Linked DNA regions of Homo sapiens: regions 2 and 3 are each linked to region 1. The links are chromatin contacts, found by Hi-C or POLR2A ChIA-PET in ENCODE. All regions are on one chromosome and are shown on one strand. Each heading gives the region's core, a stretch centred on a gene start or an enhancer-like site at or near the end of the contact. The rest is flanking DNA. Distances are from core to core; before and after follow the strand shown.

What was found. Hi-C counts contacts between places; a loop is a spot of excess contacts on that map. ChIA-PET counts read pairs that join two places held with the same protein, here RNA polymerase II (POLR2A). Pooled maps may share reads with other maps.
Region 2: a pooled map shows a loop between it and region 1 (13-fold over the local background). The contact joins the enhancer-like site here to the promoter of APOL3 in region 1. A Hi-C loop is called at or near these places in 5 of 50 pooled maps. POLR2A ChIA-PET finds 5 or more read pairs at or near these places in 2 of 52 experiments (T-cell and activated T-cell).
Region 3: a map with no recorded cell type shows a loop between it and region 1 (3-fold over the local background). The contact joins the enhancer-like site here to the promoter of APOL3 in region 1. A Hi-C loop is called at or near these places in 1 of 168 maps with a recorded cell type or tissue (CD8-positive, alpha-beta T cell), 5 of 37 single-sample maps with no recorded cell type and 8 of 50 pooled maps. POLR2A ChIA-PET finds 5 or more read pairs at or near these places in 2 of 52 experiments (activated naive CD4-positive, alpha-beta T cell and naive thymus-derived CD8-positive, alpha-beta T cell).

Annotation. Positions count from the first base shown.
Region 1 is chr22:36,159,272-36,162,511 of GRCh38, forward strand. It overlaps APOL3 (apolipoprotein L3), which reads right to left and starts at 1,484. Exons shown (of 4, transcript NM_145639.2): 1 at 1,398-1,484. RefSeq lists enhancers at 2,403-2,976, 2,928-3,087.
Region 2 is chr22:35,658,770-35,662,009 of GRCh38, forward strand. It overlaps APOL6 (apolipoprotein L6), which reads left to right. Exons shown (of 3, transcript NM_030641.4): 3 at 1-3,240. The coding sequence ends at 827. Among named protein-coding and RNA genes, the nearest start is that of APOL6, 12 kb to the left of the region's middle. RefSeq lists an enhancer at 2,080-2,189. Within about 2 kb of position 1,607, at least 10 of the 41 ENCODE cell types and tissues checked have a DNase peak (open chromatin) inside an H3K27ac peak, as active enhancers do.
Region 3 is chr22:36,457,941-36,461,180 of GRCh38, forward strand. No RefSeq gene overlaps it. Among named protein-coding and RNA genes, the nearest start is that of TXN2, 22 kb to the right of the region's middle. Within about 2 kb of position 1,556, at least 6 of the 41 ENCODE cell types and tissues checked have a DNase peak (open chromatin) inside an H3K27ac peak, as active enhancers do.

The sequences.
Region 1 (3,240 bases), core at 234-2,733:
CAGCAGCCTGCTGGGGGTCAGCAGGGTAGGGCATCCTAACCCCCTAAGGCAGGTGAAAAACCCTGAGGCTCAGAGAGGGGAAGTGACTTCCCCAGTGTCACACACCTCTTGGAGGGCAGGGGGAAGGTCAACACCTGACCTCCTGACTCTGACATTGAAGCAAGAAAGTATAATGTTAATAATCCAAAATCTTCCAGGTTTGTTTCTGCTTCTACAAACACAGAGGGCTAAGCTCACGCTCCCACAGTTATGCTCACGCTTCCACAGTTTGACTTTTAATCTCATGATTGTCAAGCTGGGATCATGTGGCAGACACCATTCTGCAACATGCCGTTCTCACTGCCCCTGTCTGGGCCATCTTTCCCACTAGGGAACAGCACAGCTTCTTTCTTCTCTATCACCCAGAGGCCTGAAAAGGAACCAGGTGAGTGTCAGGGACATGGAGTCCTGTGATCTACCTGCTCAACTTCCTGACATGGGACCCTCAGCGAGTCACTCATCTCCCATGGCCTCAGTTTACCCACAGGGCCTGGCTCAAGTAGGTGCTCAGAGTCAGGGTGGGTGAAACAACCTCTGGGTTCCTTGTTATCTCTTTTCGCTCTCTCTCTCTTTTTTTTTTTTGAGACAGAGTCTCACTCTGTCAGGAGTGCACTCAGGCTGGAGTGACTGGTGCGATCTCGACTCACTGCAACCTTCATCACCTGGGTTCAAGTGATTCTCATGCCTCAGCCTCCCAAGTAGCTGGGATTACTGGCTTGTGCCACCACGCCCAGCTAATTTTTTGTATTTTTAGTAGAGGCAGGGTTTCTCCATATTGGCCAGGCAGGTCTCGAACTCCTAACCTCAAGTGATCTACCCGTCTCGGCCTCTCAAAGTGCTGGGATTACAGGCATGAGCCACCGCGCCCAGCCAGGTTCCTTGTATCTCAAAGGAAATCCTCTGTCCCCATCGGGCCTCAGCAGCAGCACCCTGGGGCCAGCCTCAGGGTGGCCAGGCCACAAGAAGGACAGGCCAGGCTCTGGATCACCTCCTGTCCTCCACCTTCTCTGGTTCCTCCAAATATTCTAAAGGAATGGACAGTCCCAACATCTGCCTTCCTTCTGGGGTCACCGGGCCATGTCTCACGCAGGCTGGAACTAGAGCTGAGCCCTAGGAAGCTTTGTGAACCCAGCTGAGCTGATTCTGCCTCTGTCTCTACTGTTTGGGGGCCCAGAGAGAGGGAGGGAGAAGTCCAGCTAAAACCTGGGTGCAAATTCAGGCTCTGCCATGGACCGAGATGTGACCTCAGTCAGTTACCTAACCTCTCTGAGCTCATCTACAAAAGGTGAATGACCCTTCTCTTATAGAGCTGCTGTGAGGATGGGGAGATGGGGAAGGTCAGACCACCCCTAACTTACCAAGGAAGCTTCTCTTGAAAGAGTGTGAGCAAGATCCAGCTGTTCTGAGCTGTGTGGATCCCACCTCCAGCCGTGCATCTGCATAATAACCAGACACGTTCTCCAGGCTCTGAGATATACCCTGGAACCCAAAAGGGAAAGTGAAAGTCACAACTTGGCAGCAGCTCCTGATCAAACATGCAAAACAGGATGCTTCCCAGCCCCACCCTTGGCCCAGTCCCATCCTTGGTCCAGCAGCACCCTTGGTCCCACCCTCCTGCTGATCCAAGAGCAGCCCCAGACGTCCTTCTTGGCCAACCCACCTGCCTCCCATACTTAGGGTTGGGGGTTTGCTGTGTCTTCAGGAAGAAAGACCTACCACTGAAAGACTATGAGACCCTCCAGATTACTCCCCACCCCCAATAACACCACACTCCCCAGATGCCCACCTCACTCCCTCCATGCCATCAGCATTACCACAGTCCATCACACATGCCGGGTGGACGCTTATTGCATATTGATTGTATTGCTGTTGGGGTTATTTTGTTGTTTTGTTTTGTTTTGTTTTTGAGATGGGGTCTGGCTCTGTCACCCAGGCTGGAGTGCGGTGGCACAATAATAGCTCACTGTAGCCTCAAATTCCAGGGTTCAAATGAACCTCCTGAGTAGCTGGGACTACAAGCATGAGCCACTCGGCCTGGCTACTTTTAAAAAATGATTTTGAAGGGGTGAAATCTTACTATTTTTACCAGGTTGGTTTCAAACTCTGGCCTCAAATGATCCTCCTGCCTCAGCATGAGCCACCGTTCCAGACCTGCTCTTGTCGAACGCCATACCTGTGTGGCTTCTGGACACTTCCTTATGTGGGTTCTTCTGCCAGGAGCACCTGCTACCTTCACCTGGAAAAGTCACGCTCCTCTATCAGAATGCAAATCTAGCATTTCCTCCCCTGAGAAGCCCCCTAGCATCCTCTTCAGCAGAGCCCACTGCCCCATGTTCCACTCCTGTGGCACTTTTGTTAGGCTGTTGTAATTGGCCACAGTCCCAGGTTGACTGAACAAAGTGGGGGGCGGATGTGGGAGTAAAAGACAAAGACAAAAGAGTATATTAGGAAGAAGGGGTCAGGGGGTTCCTTGCTTCTAGTGAACAAGGGCTCTGAGCTTTTCAAGCTCTCTGAGTTTATTAGGTAAAAGAGATGACGAGAAAAAGGTGGGGGGGTGATTGTCAGGTAATTGTCAGTCAGCCGTTTGGTTCACAGCAGGCTTGCAAGACTGCATCCTTCAAATAATAGGTGCTAGATATCCCAACAGATAACTTCAAGGAGCCCAGCACCAGGGAGTGATGGCCCTCAGGAAACCTTCTGGCGGCGGGTGCAGTGTGAGTTTACCCACATCCCGCATTCATGATAAACAGTTTGCTGTTTGATCATATAGCCTCCAGTGAAATGCTGAGTTGGTCACAATCCCTTTGGCCTTTTCAGCTCCCAACAGGCAGTTAAGTAGACATTAGCAGCTGGGAGGAGAAAAGAGAGCAGAAAGCCTGTCACTGCAACAGCTCCTGGCCCACCTAAGTTCAGCCCCAGAGCCATTCTAAGACCCCCCTAACTGATGAAGTTGGTGGTATAGTTTGTGGCCAGCACATCCTGAAGAAAGAGAAACTAGGGCACAGGTGGAAATTCCCTAAAGGGGCACATGCCCAGTAACATGAAACTGTGCCCTCAGGTCACCCCAAGTTCATTATACCATCATTATAATAAAATGTGGTTTTATTATACAAAAGCCCCAGAGTGGGCTTTTCTGTGAAAATTATGGGTAAAAACATGCATTGCCTAATTTTAGTTATATAACCATAAACTGCCAATCAG
Region 2 (3,240 bases), core at 357-2,856, 500 kb before region 1:
AAACCCACAAGAAATTCACCAAGGCTAACATGGTGGCCACCTCTACTGCTGTCATCTCTGGAGTGATGAGCCTCCTGGGTTTAGCCCTTGCCCCAGCAACAGGAGGAGGAAGCCTGCTGCTCTCCACCGCTGGTCAAGGTTTGGCAACAGCAGCTGGGGTCACCAGCATCGTGAGTGGTACGTTGGAACGCTCCAAAAATAAAGAAGCCCAAGCACGGGCGGAAGACATACTGCCCACCTACGACCAAGAGGACAGGGAGGATGAGGAAGAGAAGGCAGACTATGTCACAGCTGCTGGAAAGATTATCTATAATCTTAGAAACACCTTGAAGTATGCCAAGAAAAACGTCCGTGCATTTTGGAAACTCAGAGCCAACCCACGCTTGGCCAATGCTACCAAGCGTCTTCTGACCACTGGCCAAGTCTCCTCCCGGAGCCGCGTGCAGGTGCAAAAGGCCTTTGCGGGAACAACACTGGCGATGACCAAAAATGCTCGCGTGCTGGGAGGTGTGATGTCCGCCTTCTCCCTTGGCTATGACTTGGCCACTCTCTCAAAGGAATGGAAGCACCTGAAGGAAGGAGCAAGGACAAAGTTTGCGGAAGAGTTGAGAGCCAAGGCCTTGGAGCTGGAGAGGAAACTCACAGAACTCACCCAGCTCTACAAGAGCTTGCAGCAGAAAGTGAGGTCAAGGGCCAGAGGGGTGGGGAAGGATTTAACTGGGACCTGCGAAACCGAGGCTTACTGGAAGGAGTTAAGGGAGCATGTGTGGATGTGGCTGTGGCTGTGTGTGTGTCTGTGTGTCTGTGTGTATGTACAGTTTACATGAATGTTCCTCAGGACATGGCATACAATGGCCTTGGAGGTCCAAATAATATCAAGTACATCTTGGAGATGAGGGTGCCTGTCCTGGACAGACCTCGGCATGCCTTCTGTTTCTCCTTCAATGCTCCTTAAGGCCTATGTGCTGGGAAAAGGGTCTTCCCTGTTTGTTTGTTTGTTTGTTTGTTTGTTTGTTTTGAGACAGGGTCTCTGTTGCCCAGGCTGGAGTGCAGTGGCGTAATCTCGGCTCACTGCAACCTCTGCCTCCTGAGTGCAAGCAAGTCTCCTGCCTCAGCCTCCCAAGTAGCTGGGATTACAGGCACGCACCACCACGCCCAGCTAATTTTGGTATTTTTTTGTAGAGACAGGGTTTCACCATTTTGGCCAGGCTGGTCTCGAATTCCTGACCTCAAGTGATCCACCCACCTTGGCCTCCCAAAATGCTGGGATTACAAGCGTGAGCTACCCTGCCCAGCCGGGTCTTCCCAGTTTTAACAAAGAGGTCACAGAGCCACAGGCGGAGTTAGGAACTAAATTGTCTCCTCCTCCCAATTCATATGTTGAAGTCCTAAACCAAAATGTGGCTGTATTTAGAGATGGACCCTTTGGGAGGTAATTAGGGTTGACTGAGGCCATAGGGTGAGGTCCTAACCCGATGGAATTGACTTCTTTATAAGAGGAGGAGGAAATACAAGAGGGCCTCCCCACCCCTGCTGCACACCTACACTGAAGGAAGGCTATTTGCAGATGCAGCAAGAAGGCAGCCATCTGCAAGGCAGAAGAAGAGAGCCCTCACCAGGAACTGAATAAGTCAGTCAGTCTGGGACTTCCAGCCTCTAGAACTGTGAAACAATAAATTTCTGTGGTGTAAGCAACTCAATCTATAGTAGTTTGTTACTATTTTGTTATAGCAACCAAAGATGACTAAGCCAGACAGGTTATGTCACTCGCCAAGTGTCTTAGTCTGTTTGTGCTGCTATAACAAAATACCTTAGACTGGGTAATTTACAAACAACAGAGATGTATCCAGAGATCCACAGTTCTGGAGGCTGAGAAGTCTAAAATCAAGGCACCAGCAGATTCCACATCTCGTGAAGGCTCACTCTCTGCTTCACAGATGGCACTGTCTTGCTGTGTTCTCACATGGCAGAAGGGGCAAACAAGCCCCCCTGGGCCTCTTTTATAAAGGCACTAACTCTATGCCTAAAGGCAGGGCCCTCATGACTCTATCACCTACCAAAAGGCTCCACTTCTTTATACTATTGGAGGGGTAGAAGGAACTTCCTTTCTAGACCTTGAAGGTTTAAGAATTTGAATCTATAAAACAAGCTGACAATAGACAGATTAACAGGAGAAAAAGCATATACATTTTTTAATGTGGGCCAGATGGCAGAAGCTTAAATAACACCCCAAGCTACAGGAAGTGAGGCCTCTGATGGGGAGGTAGTGACACAGGCTGTGGGAGGGGGTAGGGGGAGGAAGTCTGTGGTGAGCAAAGTTTGCCTTATTACACTGATAAAGTGTAATTACACTAATAAAGCTGGATCACCTGAGGTTAGGAGTTTGAGAACAGCCTGGCCAACATGGCAAAACCCTGTCTCTACTATAAATACAAAAATTAGCCAGGTGTAGTGGCAGGGCACTTGTAATCCTATCTACTCGGGAGGCTGAGGCAGGAGAATCGCTTGAACCCAGGCTGTAAAGGTTGCAGTGAGCCAAGATCATGCCACTGCACTCCAGTCTGGGTGTCAGAATGAGACCCCATCTCAAAAAAAAAAAAAAAAAAAAAAAAGAAGAAGAATACAGTCATGTATCTCTTGGTGACAGGGACGCATTCTGATAAATGTGTCATTAGGCAATTGCATTGTAGTGTGATTATCACAGATTGTACTTATACAAAACTTAGATGGCATAGCCTACTGCATACCTAGGCTATATGGGAGAGCCTATTGCTCCCAGGCTACGCACCTGTACAGCATGTGACTACTGAATACTATAGGCAATTGCAGCACAATGGGAAATATTTGTGTATCTAAACATATGTAAACAGAGAAAAAGGAAAGTAAAAATATGGCATAAAAGATAAGAATTGGCTCTCCTGTACAGGGCACTTACTACGAATGGAGCTTGCAGGGCTGAGAGTTGCTCCAGATGAGTCAGTGAGTGGTGAATGAATGTGAAGGCCTAGGGCATTACTGTATACTACTGTAGGCTTTATAAACACAGCACACTTAGGGTACACAAAATGCATATTAAAACATTTTCTTCCTTCAGTATATTAGGCAATAGGAATTTTTCAAGTCCACTATAAATCTTATCAAACCATGGTTGTATATGCAGTTGACCGAAACATTGTTATTGGACACATAACTATAGTTGAAAGAATAAGCAAAAAGTCTATCTAGGTGTGCTGTCTTGAG
Region 3 (3,240 bases), core at 306-2,805, 300 kb after region 1:
GACTTGTGGGGAGCTGAGTTCTGGGAAATGCATCCTCTGGAGAGGCACCAGAGGCCGCGCATGCCTGAGTGAGTGTGGGGGTGCGCCCTGGCCTCACTAGCCAAACACCAACTTCATCTTCCCAGGCTACCCTGGCCCGAGCAGCTCCGGCTCCTTCCCTGCCTGCCTCATCCTCCCAGGCCACTGTCCAGGAAGCTGGCCTCTCTGCCTGTTCCCCACAGCCCCTGGGGGTGGGGCCAGAGTAGGGCAAAAAGGGCCTGGGCCTGGCCCAGCAGAGCCTCTGCCCCTCCTTCGGGGGCTCCTGTTCTTGTGGGCTGAGAGCTGCAGCCCTGCAGCCGGCCTGGCTGTGGCTCAGTGGTCAGGGCCAAGTGCAGAGCAAACACCCTGCCCACTGGGCAGCCATTTCACGGTCATTCCCAGGCTGCATGGGGTCCCCAGTCGGGCAACTAAGTGCAGATGTGAAACAACGAGCTTTCCAAGATCCAGGGATTTGACCCTTGGGAAAGAGACTCCCTAAGGGAACTGCTTCCTGTCACTCCCCAACCACCACTTTGAGAAATAATTTTCTCTCCCTCAACCTCACTGCCAGCCTCAGTCAAGAGCAAACCGAGGACTGGTAGTGGGAGCTCAGGGCCACCTTGGGATTCTCTGCTCTCGCTGCTGGCTGAGCCCAGGCAAGGCCCCTGCCCTCTCTGGGCTTCCATTTCCCTCTCCTGCTCCAAACTTGCTAGCTTCCTTCCCTATCTCAACATCATAGGGACCCTTCGAGATGGGAACTACTAATAGGGGAAATCATATGGGAAACCAGGCTGGGCGCAGTGGCTCACACCTATAATCCCAGTACTTTGGGAGGCCGAGGTGGGAGGATCACCTGAGGTCAGGAGTTCCAGACCAGCCTGACCAACATGGTGAAACCCTGTGTCTACTAAAAATACAAAAATTAGCCGGGCGTGGTGGCAGGTGCCTGTAATCCCAGCTACTCAGGAGGCTGAGAGGTAGGGGAATCACATGAACCTGGGAGGTGGAGGTTGCAGTGAGCTGAGATCCTGCCACTGCACTCCAGCCTGGGTAACAGAGTGAGACTCCATCTCAAAAATAAAATAAAAAATGACCATATCCTTATAGGAACCATTATTTTGAACTCAGAATCTCAGAAAAACCAGGATTTGGGGCCTGGAACTTTCTTTGTCTTATTTTGTTTTGTTTTGGATTTTTTGGGGAGACAGAGTCTTGCTCTGTCACCCAGGCTGGAGTACAGTGGCGCGATCTAGGCTTACTGCAAGCTCCGCCTCCCGGGTTCACGCCATTCTCCTGCCTCAGCCTCCCGCCACCACGCCTGGCTAATTTTTTGTATTTTTAGTAGAGATGGGGTTTCACCGTGTTAGCCAGGATGGTCTCCATCTCCTGACCTCGTGATCTGCTCACCTCGGCCTCCCAAAGTGCTGGGATTACAGGCGTGAGCCACCGTGCCTGGCTGGGGCCCGGAACTTTCTAAGGCAGAGGCGGCAGAGACAAAGAGGTGGCTGGAGGTGGGGCAGTGCCGAGCCAAGTCTCAGGACATCCCTACTGCCGAGCCTCCCCTCCCACAAAGTAAACCGGCAGGTGGGCAGTGCAGGCGGGGCCCAGCTCGGGTTTCACTCCTTCCCCGCTCTCGGGGACAATAAAATGCTCCCTTTGCCCTGGAAATCCCACTTGTATAAAATCCAAAAGAAGAAATAAGCTCTTATGTTCAAACAGGTTTGTTCCAACCTCATTTATAATGGAAAAATATTAACTGAAAAATTCCTTAGTATCCGACAATGGGGGAGAAGTTAACAGTTTGACCGGAGCTGAGTGACATGCAAAAGGGTGTTTGTGGAGTGCAGGGAGCTCCTGCTGTGTGTGTGGGAGGGTGGAGAGGGCATGGGGAGAGGAGCAGGGACCCCAGAGTCAGACTGTCTAGGTTTAAATCCTGTCTGCTCCTTCCTAGCTGTGTGACCTTGAGTCATAACCCAAAGCCCTCTGTACCTCCATGTCCCCCTCCATAAACTGGCACTGGGCTGGGCATGGTGGCTTATGCCTGTAATCCCAGCATTTTGGGAGACCAAGGCAGGTGGATCACCTGAGGTCAGGAGTTAGAGACCAGCCTGGCCAACATGGTGAAACCCCGTCTCTACTAAAAATACAAAAATTAGCCAGGTGTAGTGGCAGGTGCCTGTAGTCCCAGCTACTCAGGAGGCTGAGGCAGGAGAATCGCTTGAACCCAGGAGGCAGAGGTTGCAGTGGGCCGAGATTGTGCCACTGTGCTCCAGCCTGGGTAATAGGTGACAGAGCGAGACTCCGTCTCAAAACAAAACAAAACAAAAAAAAGGAGAGAGAGACTTGGGGGATGTGTGTGCCCAGAGGAAAATCCATGTGAGGACCCAGCAAGAAGGTGGCCACCCGCAAGCCAAGCAGAGAGGCTTCAGGAGAAACCAACCCTGCCAGCACCTTGATTTTGGACTTCCAGCCCCAGAACTGTGAAAAAATAAACATCTGTTGTTTAAACCACCCAGTCTGTGATATTTTGTGATGGCTGGCCTAGCAAACTAATACACATTACTAACACACAATAAGAGAAGCGTTTAATAGGGCGCTTACCACGTAATTGCATTGTGTTCTGACATTACATTTACGATCTCATAACCATGAGGAGGGTCCTGTCCTCCCATTTCAGAGATGAAGGAAACTGAGGCTTGGCTAGTGACGGAGAGGGCTGTGACTGGAGCCAGGACTGTGTGACTCCAAGGCCCCACCAAAGCCTCCTCCTGGGATGGACCATGGACTTTCCTGCCTCTGTGCTGTGCATACGCTCTCCCTTCTGCCTGGAATACCCTTCCCACCACTTGCCTCTCAGGACGAGTCCCAGTCGATTCTTCAAAACTCTTCTTGGCCCGGCAAGGTGGCTCACACCTGTAATCCCAGCACTTTGGAAGGCCAAAGTGGGTGGATCACTTGAGGTTAGGAGTTTGAGACCGGCCTGGCCAACATGGTGAAACCCTGTCTCTACTAAAAATACAAAAATTAGCTGGGCCTTGTGGCAGGTGCCTGCAATCCCAGCTATTCAGGAGGCTGAGGCAGGAGAATTGCTTGAACCTGGGAGGTGGAGGTTGCAGTGAGCCAAGATCACACCACTGCACTCCAGCCTGTGCAACAGAGTTAGACTGTCTCAAAACAAAAACAAAAAACAACTTTTCTCAAGCATCACCTCCTTCCCATGCT